Linked DNA regions of Homo sapiens: all the other regions are linked to region 1. Evidence: chromatin contacts called from ENCODE POLR2A ChIA-PET data. All regions are on one chromosome and are shown on one strand. The core of a region is the stretch at or near the end of the contact, and the rest is flanking DNA. Distances in the headings are between cores, read along the strand shown.

Evidence for each region. ChIA-PET counts read pairs that join two places held with the same protein, here RNA polymerase II (POLR2A).
Region 2: POLR2A ChIA-PET joins it to region 1 with 10 read pairs in T-cell. The contact joins the promoter of PNRC1 here to the promoter of PAK1IP1 in region 1. POLR2A ChIA-PET finds 5 or more read pairs at or near these places in 2 of 52 experiments (T-cell and activated CD8-positive, alpha-beta memory T cell).
Region 3: POLR2A ChIA-PET joins it to region 1 with 7 read pairs in B cell. The contact joins the promoter of CMTR1 here to the promoter of PAK1IP1 in region 1. POLR2A ChIA-PET finds 5 or more read pairs at or near these places in 3 of 52 experiments (B cell, CD4-positive, alpha-beta T cell and activated naive CD8-positive, alpha-beta T cell).

Annotation. Positions count from the first base shown.
Region 1 is chr6:10,693,448-10,696,911 of GRCh38, forward strand. It overlaps PAK1IP1 (PAK1 interacting protein 1), which reads left to right and starts at 1,525. Exons shown (of 10, transcript NM_017906.3): 1 at 1,525-1,622. The coding sequence starts at 1,539. C6orf52 (chromosome 6 open reading frame 52) reads right to left here and starts at 1,169. Exons shown (of 5, transcript NM_001145020.3): 1 at 1,047-1,169. RefSeq lists enhancers at 1,083-1,132, 1,141-1,743, 1,173-1,552.
Region 2 is chr6:89,079,078-89,082,541 of GRCh38, forward strand. It overlaps PNRC1 (proline rich nuclear receptor coactivator 1), which reads left to right and starts at 1,674. Exons shown (of 2, transcript NM_006813.3): 1 at 1,674-2,357. The coding sequence starts at 1,818. It overlaps PNRC1-DT (PNRC1 divergent transcript), which reads right to left and starts at 1,503. Exons shown (of 1, transcript NR_187250.1): 1 at 1,085-1,503. RefSeq lists enhancers at 779-868, 2,387-3,347 and silencers at 1,299-1,508, 1,559-1,708, 2,099-2,478.
Region 3 is chr6:37,431,635-37,435,098 of GRCh38, forward strand. CMTR1 (cap methyltransferase 1) reads left to right here and starts at 1,587. Exons shown (of 24, transcript NM_015050.3): 1 at 1,587-1,743. LOC107986531 (a long non-coding RNA gene) reads right to left here and starts at 1,589. Exons shown (of 2, transcript NR_171666.1): 1 at 1,417-1,589; 2 at 594-1,301. RefSeq lists enhancers at 1,269-1,770, 1,463-1,742 and a silencer at 1,743-1,932.

The DNA.
Region 1 (3,464 bases), core at 275-2,774:
TCATTTCTGCAAGACCCAAACTAGCCTCTATTAACACGTACTAACAATTCAGAACACCAGAGAAGAAAAGTTATTGGAAACAAAAGGGTCTAAGCGCTGAAGCACTGTATCGCACTTGAAATGGAGGCTGAAGATTTGAGAAGGATGGACTATGCATCTTGTTTACCAAATGACCTACTACGGTGTTTATGAGAACTATACGAACCAAGATTTACTCTGTTGGGAGCTTGTAGGAAAGCTGTAATGTCTAAGACATACCTGAATCTCTAAACCTTATTAAATAAAACTTTTTTTTTCTTTGAAAGGGGGCCTGGCTCGTCCCCCAGACTGGAATGCAGTGGAGCGATCTCGGCTCACTGCAGCCTCGACCTCCTGGGCTCAAGCAATCCTCCCACCTCAGCCTTCCGAGTTGCTGAGGCCACAGGCGGGCGTCGCCATGCTGGGCTAATTTATAACATTTTTGTAGAGACGGCATCAAAATATGTTGCTCAGGCTCACTTTGTTTTCCCAACTCTCAAATGAAGGCTCTGGCCGGGCGCTGTGGCTCACGCCTGCAATCCCAGCAACTTTGGGAGGTCGAGGCAAGCGGATCACCTGCGGTCGGGAGTTCAAAACCAGCCTAGCCAACATGGAGAAACCCTGTCTCTACTAAAAAATACAAAATTAGCCAGGCGTGGTGGCGTATGCCTGTAATCCCAGCTACTCGGGAGGCTGAGGCAGGAGAATTGCTTGAACCCGGGAGGCAGAGGTTGCGGTGAGCCGAAATCGCGCCACCGGACTCCAGCCTGGGCAAAAAGAGCGAAACTCCGTCTCAAAAAAAAAAAAAAAAAAATGAAGGCTCACTGCTCCCTCCCCAGGAGGTGCCGCAACCTTGGCCAATACAGCCCCAGAGTTAGACAAGCAGACAGAGAAAGTGTGCAGGGCTGGGGTTCTGGCCCGGGCAGACGGGAACGCGGACACATCTAGCACTCCGAGTCCGTCAAGGCAGCGCGAGCGCTGCGCCGCTGGAACAAGTCACCGCGAACCCTAATCCCACCCCTCCTTACCCTATTAACGACAGAAAGCCTCGTTCCGCTGGTCCCTGAACAAAAACTCCTACCCTACTAGTACACAGCCCACAACAATGCACGCTGCCGGCGCTACAGCCCCTAAGCAACCGGCCGGAAGTCGGCCCCACCTCCTCCTGATGTCACGGAAATGAAGGGCTTCGCAGAGGATGTCCCGCCCGCTCCCTTCAGACGGGCGTAGCTGGCACCTTCCTGAGATATGCCTGCTTGCCCCCGATTTTTTTCTCCTTGCAGTGAGAACCTCCTCATGTGGCATCTTTACTTATTCTCTTCTTGGAAAATCCATGTGACCTCCCCGCGCTTAAAGTGTTTCCACGTTACAGGCGACTTAAAGGCAGCCCTGGAGCCTGACGTATAATTCGAGCGCCGATGCAGAAAGGAGTCAGGTGTTTTTTTTTTTTTTTTTTTGGTTTCCGGTTCTGTCACCTCCAGGCTGAGCCGGGCTGGCGGAAGAGGCACGTGCGCTGCTGAATGGAGCTGGTCGCTGGTTGCTACGAGCAGGTCCTCTTTGGGTTCGCTGTACACCCGGAGCCCGAGGCTTGCGGCGACCACGAGGTGAGATACCGCGTAGTTAGAGACAGTCGGAGGCGGGGCCGGGAAGGTCGGGTTTGGTTCCTACACAGCAGAGGTGAACATTGGAGCGCCTGCTGTTCACTGGATGATTTGATGAATCAAACCTAAGAGACTTAAGAGAAAAGCTAACCTTTTAAACCGTAGAATGGACATTTTATCAAAATGAGGCAATATCTGCCTTTTCTAGTAGACAAAAGGTCCACGGGACACAAAGGAAACCGGCATTTCTGCATACGGACAAATGAGTCGTAGATTGTGGATTTAAGGATCGATCCCATAAGTTGACAGTATTCAGAATTTAATGAAAGAAGATCTCGCTCTTTTGCTGAATTTCTGCCCTGGAATTTTACAAATTACTAGAACTAGATTAGGATAAATCCCTTATAGGTAAAGCGATACCAATTCATTATTTGTTGGGAACTTATGGCGAGCTGGGCGGTGGAGATGCAAAGATGCTGGAGGTATGGATCTTGCCTTAGAGACGTTGCCTACATAAGGGGTGGAGGACTGAGGAGACGCATAGATGGAGAGAAATTACAGCAGAATATGATATTACTAGATGTGTGAATAGATAAAAAGGTCAAATAAATTATCAGTAGTCAAATAGGTAGATAGGACTATACTCACGACTAGGAATCCGACCTCCTAACATCTAGCTCACTTTTATTCTTGAAGCAATTCTAAGCATTTTCTAGAAAATTGAGTACAGTACTTCTTTATGAAGTCAAGGCGTCGGTCTTTAATTATCCAGAAAATTTGGAAGTATATCACTTGGCCTATTGCTTTCGTTTATTTTGTTTCCTACTCCAGTTATTTGCTCTTTGTCTTTGGCTGAAAAGTGATGTGTTTTGAATAGTCAAAGATGATGCTATTTAATTTTTTTTTTTTGTAGTGAAATTACTTAACTGTGTTCCAGACACACAGTAGTCCTCACAGCAACCCTCTGAGGAGGATGCAGTTATTCTCGTTTTGCAGATGAAGTACCAAAATGTTGGTCCTAGATAGGTTAAGTGACTGCTGAAGGACACACAGATAATAATTGACACAGCTGACCCCAAAATGTCAGGAGCCCCCGAGGGTCTCTGACATTTGAAACTCTTAACCATTACCCTATACTTCTACTAAATCTAAGCAATAGCCTAGATAACCTACATTATGTGAATTTTAAAAGGTTATTATTTGATTTAAGGCCATAGCAGACCCGCAAAAATGCTTGATTCAAAGGAGGCCCCCTTGGTCTTAAATGATGGAAGGAGTATCTTCTGTAACTAAGGACCTGATTTGCAGTAACACATGTTCAAAGAAGTTTGATGGGTTTTTTTCTTTTTCGGTTTGTTTTGCAAATACTTTTTGATGCAGTTCCTTCAGTTTAAGGAGTGAGTGAGTGTGTGTGTGTGTCTGTGTATTTTGCTGTCATGCTTCGCACTCATCCAATCAGACTTCCTAATGCTATTGTCACATGGCAATAAGCACAGAGTTCCTGAGATTTCGTTATTGGTGATTCTCTAGAGCTTACGTTGGTACTCATGGAAACATACCTTTACTCTGTTGGTTTTTCTTTATAAGACTTGTCCACTGGGCGCGGTGGCTCATGCCTGCAATCCCAGCACTTTGGGAGGGCGAGGCAGGTGGATCACCTGAGGTCAGGGGTTCAAGACCAGCCTGGCCAATGTGGTGAAACCCTGTCTCTACCAAAATTAGCTGGGCATGATGGCAAGTGCTTGTAATCCCAGCTACTCAGGAGGCTTAGGTGGGAGAATCGCAGTTCATTGCTGTGTATCAACTGCTTGGAATAGTGCCAGACACATAGTAGGCACTCATTAT
Region 2 (3,464 bases), core at 424-2,923, about 78 Mb after region 1:
GCGTGGCGGGTGCCTGTAATCCCAGCTACTAGGGAGGCTGAGGCAGGAGAATCTCTTGAACCAGGGAGACGGAGGTTGCAGTAAGCCGAGATGGCGCCACTGCACTGCAGCCTGGCCACAGAGTGACACGCCGTCTCAAAAAAAAAAAAAAAAAAATTAAAACTTTTGTCTTGCAGTACCTGGACTGGAGATCAAATTCTGATGTTAACTTACCGTTTGATCTTTGACAAGTCCTTTAGCCTTTCTAAGCCTGTTTCCCCAGCTGTAAAATGGGAATAAAATACAGTACTGTCCCTCCAAAAAGAAGCTGAGGCAAAATCAGGCCAAGCTTGAGGACTGCAACCCAGGACCATAGATTCAAGCTGCCCTGAATATACACTCGGATTAGCAAGTTACAAGTAGGTTTTTAAAGGAAAAGAGGCAGCTCCTAAATTGTTTACCAATTTACATTAAAATATCGTGGGCTCTTGACTAGCTATACATTGTTCTTTGTATCTTAAATTTCAGAAACTTAAAGATAATGCGTAGGCAGCTAATCAGGAACAAAATGCCTTTAAACAATTGCCCCAGGCATTAGTAGTGAAAGGAAGAGAATGACAGCCTGCCTACTTCGCAGAGCTGAGGTCTGATCTATTTTTCTTAGTACCTATTCGTAAGGGTTGTTGTGAGGTTAAAGTGAGACAATCTATGTAAAGAACAGTTCCTGGAACATAAATGCTTGATAAATTATGGCCACAATTCTTTTTTGTGGTTGAGCAGTGCGGGGAGATCGCGAAAAATTTCTATTTACGCGCAGCTAACAAAATACTCTATGTTGCAGAGCTGTTTCACTTTCTCCCTTTGAGACGCAAGCCGGCTTGCCGCCTCCTCAAGTAACCAGGCACAATGTTCTGATCCCAAAGTCTCACAATCCTTCAAGTATGAAATCAGTAAAAACTCCAACTTCCATTTATGGATTTACGGAGAACTTTTTATACATCGAGGGGCTAATTCAATCAGTAAGTCACTTTGATTTTTACTCTGATCACCGAGACTAATAAGCAGCGATGCCGAACCAAGTAAATGAAAGAATCGTGAGCCATACTTCAGTAGATAAAATTTAAATGTAGACTGATTTTCTTCACGATTGCTAGGGAAGAAATCCTTACAGCGTACTTAGAAATCTTTGTTTTAAAATGATAACGCTGTTATGTTGGGCTGAAAATAAAACGGATACTTCCCCAAGGTCAGCAGCGGAGGAGGCAACCGTGGCCTTGCCAAAGTCATCCCCTCTTCCCAGCCCCCGTTCTTCCTGCCGCCCTCCCCCTGCCCCCTCCCTTCCCCACCCCCATCAACAAACTCCGCCGGGACATTTCAGTACCACCACTCCCTAGCCCGGCGAAGCGCAGGGGCGTGCTGGGGAGGAGTAAAGAGGGTGGGGCGGAAACCCAATTTCATTGTTCGCGGGACCGATTCTTCCCAAAAGAGCTCGCTGGCAGCGCCTGCGCAGTGCGCCCTCTTTGTGCCAGGCTGCAGCAAGCTGGTTGTTTGTGTGTGTCTACCCGAAGCTGCGGAGGCGGAGCGAGGGGGCGTGGCCTGCCTTGTCGCACTCTAATTGGGCTTTCGCAGGAAAGTGGGCGGGCGCGGGGCGGAGCTTCCGATAACAACACTCGGAGCTGGGGCTGTGGCTATTTGTTGCTGCGCCGCCACCGCCCGAGTCATGTTCCGCGATCTTCTCAGGCTCTCCTAGCAGCATCCATCGCCGCCACCCTATCTTCACTGGCTTCATTCACCTTCTCCTTCTCTCTTCGTTGCTGAGCGACAAGCTTCCTAGCGCTATGACTGTCGTCTCCGTCCCGCAGCGGGAGCCGCTCGTCCTGGGTGGCCGCCTTGCGCCGCTTGGCTTTTCCTCCCGAGGTTACTTTGGGGCCCTCCCGATGGTGACCACGGCTCCGCCTCCTTTACCCCGGATCCCGGACCCCCGGGCACTGCCCCCGACCCTCTTCCTCCCTCATTTCCTAGGGGGAGATGGCCCGTGTCTGACCCCCCAGCCTCGCGCTCCAGCAGCTCTGCCCAACCGCAGCCTCGCCGTGGCGGGAGGCACTCCTCGGGCAGCGCCGAAGAAGCGGCGAAAGAAGAAGGTGCGGGCCAGCCCCGCAGGGCAGCTGCCCAGCCGCTTCCACCAGTACCAGCAGCACCGGCCGAGTCTGGAGGGCGGCCGGAGCCCCGCGACCGGCCCGAGCGGAGCGCAGGAGGTCCCGGGCCCGGCCGCCGCCTTGGCCCCGAGTCCTGCAGCCGCAGCCGGCACGGAGGGAGCCAGCCCCGACCTTGCCCCGCTGCGGCCCGCGGCTCCCGGCCAAACCCCCCTCAGGAAAGAGGTGAGGCCGCCAGGGGGCCGTTGGGGAGTCGGGCCCTTAGACGGTCGCGGCCGAGCTCTGGGGCTGCAGACCCTGCACCCGGGGGGTCGGGCGGGTGGGGGCGGGGTGGGGGGGGCGGCTGTTTACTCGGGAGGGAAGTTTCCGTGACGCCCGCTCCATTCTTGCTTTGGGGGAAGAAGGGGGAAGGGGAGGCATGCGCTGGCGCTTCTGATTGGCTCCCAGGAGTCGGCCAATGAGAAGCGCCGCTGCGCCCCAGCAACAGCCCCGATTTAGAAGGCTGGCGGCGTTCCAGGGGGTTTCGGCGTTCCGGGCGCGCGGCGGGGTGGGGGCAGGGACAGGGCCCGCGGGAGGGCTGACGTCAGCGCGCGCTACGTGCCCGGCGCTCCGGCGCCCATGAAGGAGGCGAGGCCGGGTGGGGGCAGCTGGGGAAGGACTGGGCCCGGCTTTCGGCCTCCCGGCTATCGGGAGCCCCAGTCCTAGTCGGTGAAACGCGGAGACGGCCTCTAACGTCCCGCCGTAGGGGGTGGAGTGGGCTCCGAGCGGCTGGGTTTCGTTTGGTTGGAGTTGTGCCAAAATGTGAGGTGCCCGGTGTGGGACGCGCAGTCCAGTTGGGGCTCTGCCCGCCTCGGGCCTGACCTACTTAGTGGTTCCAAGTTAAGAGTTGGCAGGAGCCGCACAAAACTGATTTTATTACTTTTGCCACTGTGGTACTTCGTGTTAGTGTGTCCAGAGTAAGTTTTCAGAAGAGTTAGCAATTGAATTGACTTAGCCCGTCTGATTGCAGTGCTATTGCATTAGGATAAAATGGATAGAAGTTTAAATAGGATTAAGTCTACGAAATGATTTCAAAGTCTTGTCAGAATAACGTTTTATGGACTTAAGTTCAATGACTTAATCTTCGTAATAATGAAATGAAAAAGTTCCCGTTATTTAGTGAAGAATGTTGCATTGAATTAGAGATTTGCGGTTTATCTGTGCCCTTGGGAAAAAATTTGCCCACCTTGTTTCTTTAAATTATCGTCTCAATGTCTCCCTTTTAAAATTCCACGACTTTTGAAATATCCGTGATTACCTAAAAGCTTTTGTGCTTGTTTCCTGGCCTGTTTT
Region 3 (3,464 bases), core at 337-2,836, about 27 Mb after region 1:
GACAGAGTGCTTTAGGAGCTCAGAGGTGGGTCTCCCAACCTAGATTTGTGACATCAGGAAATATTTCGAGATAGGGACACTAAAGTGACTCCTGAGGGATAAATGGACATTAGCCCAGCAAAGAGGAGAAGCATGATCCAGGCAGGGGGCTGAACTCTTAAGAGACATGGCATGTTTTGTTTTGTTGTGTTCTGTTTTTGAGATGGAGTCTGGCTCTGTCGCCCAGGCTGGAGTGCAGTGGTGCAATCTCTGCTCACTGCAACCTCTGCTTCCCAGGTTCAAGCGATTTTCCTGACTTACCCTACTGAGTAGCTGGGACTATAGGTGCGCACCACCACACCCAGCTACTTTTTTTGTATCTTCAGTAGAGACGGGATTTCACCATGTTGGCCAGGCTGGTCTCGAACTCCTGACCTCAGGTGATCCATCCGCCTCAGCCTCCCCACGTGCTGGGATTACAGGTGTGAGCCACCGCGCCCGGCGGAGACACGGCATATTTGATAAACTGAGAAGAGTCAGCATGGGGAGAACTAAGGGATAGCAGTACAAGGCATACCTGAAGAAGGGGTCATGCTGGAGGGTCTCAGAGGCCATTTTAAGGACATTAGCTTTATTCTAAGAGCAATGGGACATCATTGATGGATTTTAATCATTGTTGGGTTGTGACAGGATCAGGTTTAATTAATCAATTTTAAATTCCCTTCTTTTCACAGGTGTTGAAAATTATAAAAATCACTTTGGTTTTGTGAAGAACGCATTAGAGGGATCACAACTGGAGACAGTCACGGGAGTTTGGAGTTACTGGAGAAATTCTGCCGAGAGGGGGTAAGTGCATGAATTGTGGCAATGGGGATGGGGGTGAATGGATGGATTTGAAAGACAATTAGGAGGTAAGCGCAATTAAGTGTATGAGAAACTTTGGGGTATGAAGAAGAGGGAGATTCCTCAGATTTCTAGCTGGACCAACAGGATGGATGGCAGCGCCCTTCACCAGGAAAAAAGTGAGCTGATGGAAGAACATAAGGTGAAATTTGAATTCATGGGGTTTGAGGTGACTGAGTGAGGATGTCCAACAGACGTTTGGCCATATTGGCCTGAAAATCAGAAGAGAGGTTTGAGATGGAGAGCCAACTGTGCCCATATGGTAAGATGCTACAGGCGGCATTCCTTCTGTCCTCCCGTCCTTCGTTCAAAATCTGTTGAGATGTCCCATAGGCTGGATGTTGGGGATACAGCAGGGAACAAGAACACTGCGTTCGCTCAACCAGTTTACCATCTACCTCTCTGAACTTGTTCTTAGTCTGTAAAATGAAGATAATGATAAGATTAAGTAAGATGAGGTCGTGTGAGGGCACCTAGCACTTACAATTTTTGTATTGGTTTCTCTTCCTCAGAGCCAAAGGAGGAGATAGTTACTTTTGCTTTTGCAGCCTTTTCCGGGCGGCTTTTCCGCGCAGGCGCCCCTGGACCTCCCAGGTTGAGAGGTGGAGCGGGCCAAACCTCAGCTGCCTTTCCCGGGGCCGGGACCCGGCCGGGGGAGGACCGAGGCGCGGCGCTGTCCGTGACGTCATCAGGCTGCGCTGCCCGCAGTACTGGACCCGAGCGCGACGGTGCGGCTGGCGGACCCGGGCTGGCTTGTGGGGAAACGAAACTGAGGGAGGAGGCGGCGGCTCTGGCAGCGGCGGCGACAGTGTCGGCCTGACCCCCCCTCCGCTCCCCGGCAGCTCGCTCTCTCCCCTCAGCGTGAGTGCCGACGCGCGGCCCGGGGGGAGCAAGCGGGCGGGCGCGCGGGCTCAGCATCCTTCTCCCCTCCACCGCCGCCTGGGCCCCCCGCCCGCGGTTATGGGTCTCCTCGCCTTCTGGCCCCTTATGTCTTCCCTCCTCCTCCCACCCCCAACGCCGGCTCCCTGGAGCCCGAGCTGCCGCTGACACACGTCTCTGCGCACACATTCACACGCTCATGTTATCTTCAAATGAAGGGACTGGCCGGGAGACATGGGAGCTTATCTCTTCTCTCTGTGATTAGGGGTGGCAGTGCCAAACCGAGGCCCAGGGAGAGAAGACTGCAGAGGGGATTTGAACCCCTTCTGTGCGGAAGCAGCAGGTAGAACCAGGCCGCTTGCCTTCCGCTTAGAAGTTCCCTGCCAGAGCATTCTGCTGGCATGTGTGGGTCACTTGAGCAGGGCACTGGTTAGCTGTGTGGCCTTCACCTCTGTGGCCGCAGTCTTTTCCCGTGGAAGATGATAGGGTTGGATGAGATGATTTGGAAGGCCCAAATCTAAGGTGATGTGGTTTGGGGAGGAGCATCCGCCTCTCCTGCCTTTCACACAGCTGTTCAACAGTCCGCTTTGAGTTTGCTGTACTTCCAGTCTCCCCCCGAGTCACTTAAGAATTAAAAGCTTTTAGCGCTTGCAATGGCTAGAAGCAAGCTCTGTGATGAGCCTTCCTTTATCTCACCCTGGGGGCCTTTTGGGGGTATTTAAGACTACGGCTTAAAGTGAAATGTGGCTTAGCTTGGTCTTGCTTTCTGTTTGCTCAGTGTCTCCGGTTCTTCCCTGGGACAGCCCCTGCCTGTATCTAGTAAGAGGCTGCTTTCTCAGGAAGGTGGCGGTTGTGCATTGGGTTGATTGGCTCTTCCTTGAGTTGGAGAGAACTGAAACATGTGATCCAGGGTTTTACGAGGTTGGGAGCATCAGTGACACTTTTGGGTTTCAATACTTTCTTGCTGTACCTCGCCTTCCCTAAGGATTGTTTCCCAGCTTGTCGCCCACCCTGTATTGAGTCCTCTTTTCTGAGTTCTCTACAGCCAATCAGTTGTGTGTAAGCCACACTGTATTCACTACTTCTCTTGCTTGCTCTTTAACTTGATAATTCGTTAAGATTTCAGGGTTTCATAATCACTTCATTCCATCTTATTTTTTTCTCGTGCTTATCTCTCATGTACCTAACCATGGGGATGGATGATTGATGGTGGCATGGTGCCTGTTTCTTTCTTTTTTGTTTTTTTGAGACGGAGTCTTGCTCTGTCGCCCAGGGTGGAGTGCAGTGGTGTGATCTCGGCTCACTGCAACCTCCGCCTCAGCAATTCAAGCGGTTCTCCTGAGTAGCTGGGACTACAGGCATGTGCCACCACCCGGCTAATTTTTGTGTTTTTTTTACTAGAGATGGGGTTTCACCATGTTGGCCAGGCTGGTCTTGAACTCCTGACCTCAGGTGATCCGCCCACCTCTTTCTCCCAAAGTGCTGGGATTACAGGCGTGAGCCACCGCGCCCAGCTGGTTTCCACTCTTTTTTGTGGAGGTGGATTTCTGTCCTTAAAATTGTTGTTTTCGTAACTGAGTTCTGTGGTATAGCTACCTCCAGTCCCAATAACTTTCCCGCTCTTGTGTTTCCTCGGTCTTAAGTCATTTCACTGCTTCCATTCCCTACTCTGCTTAAAAACTTTCCCAATTCTTTCATGTTTT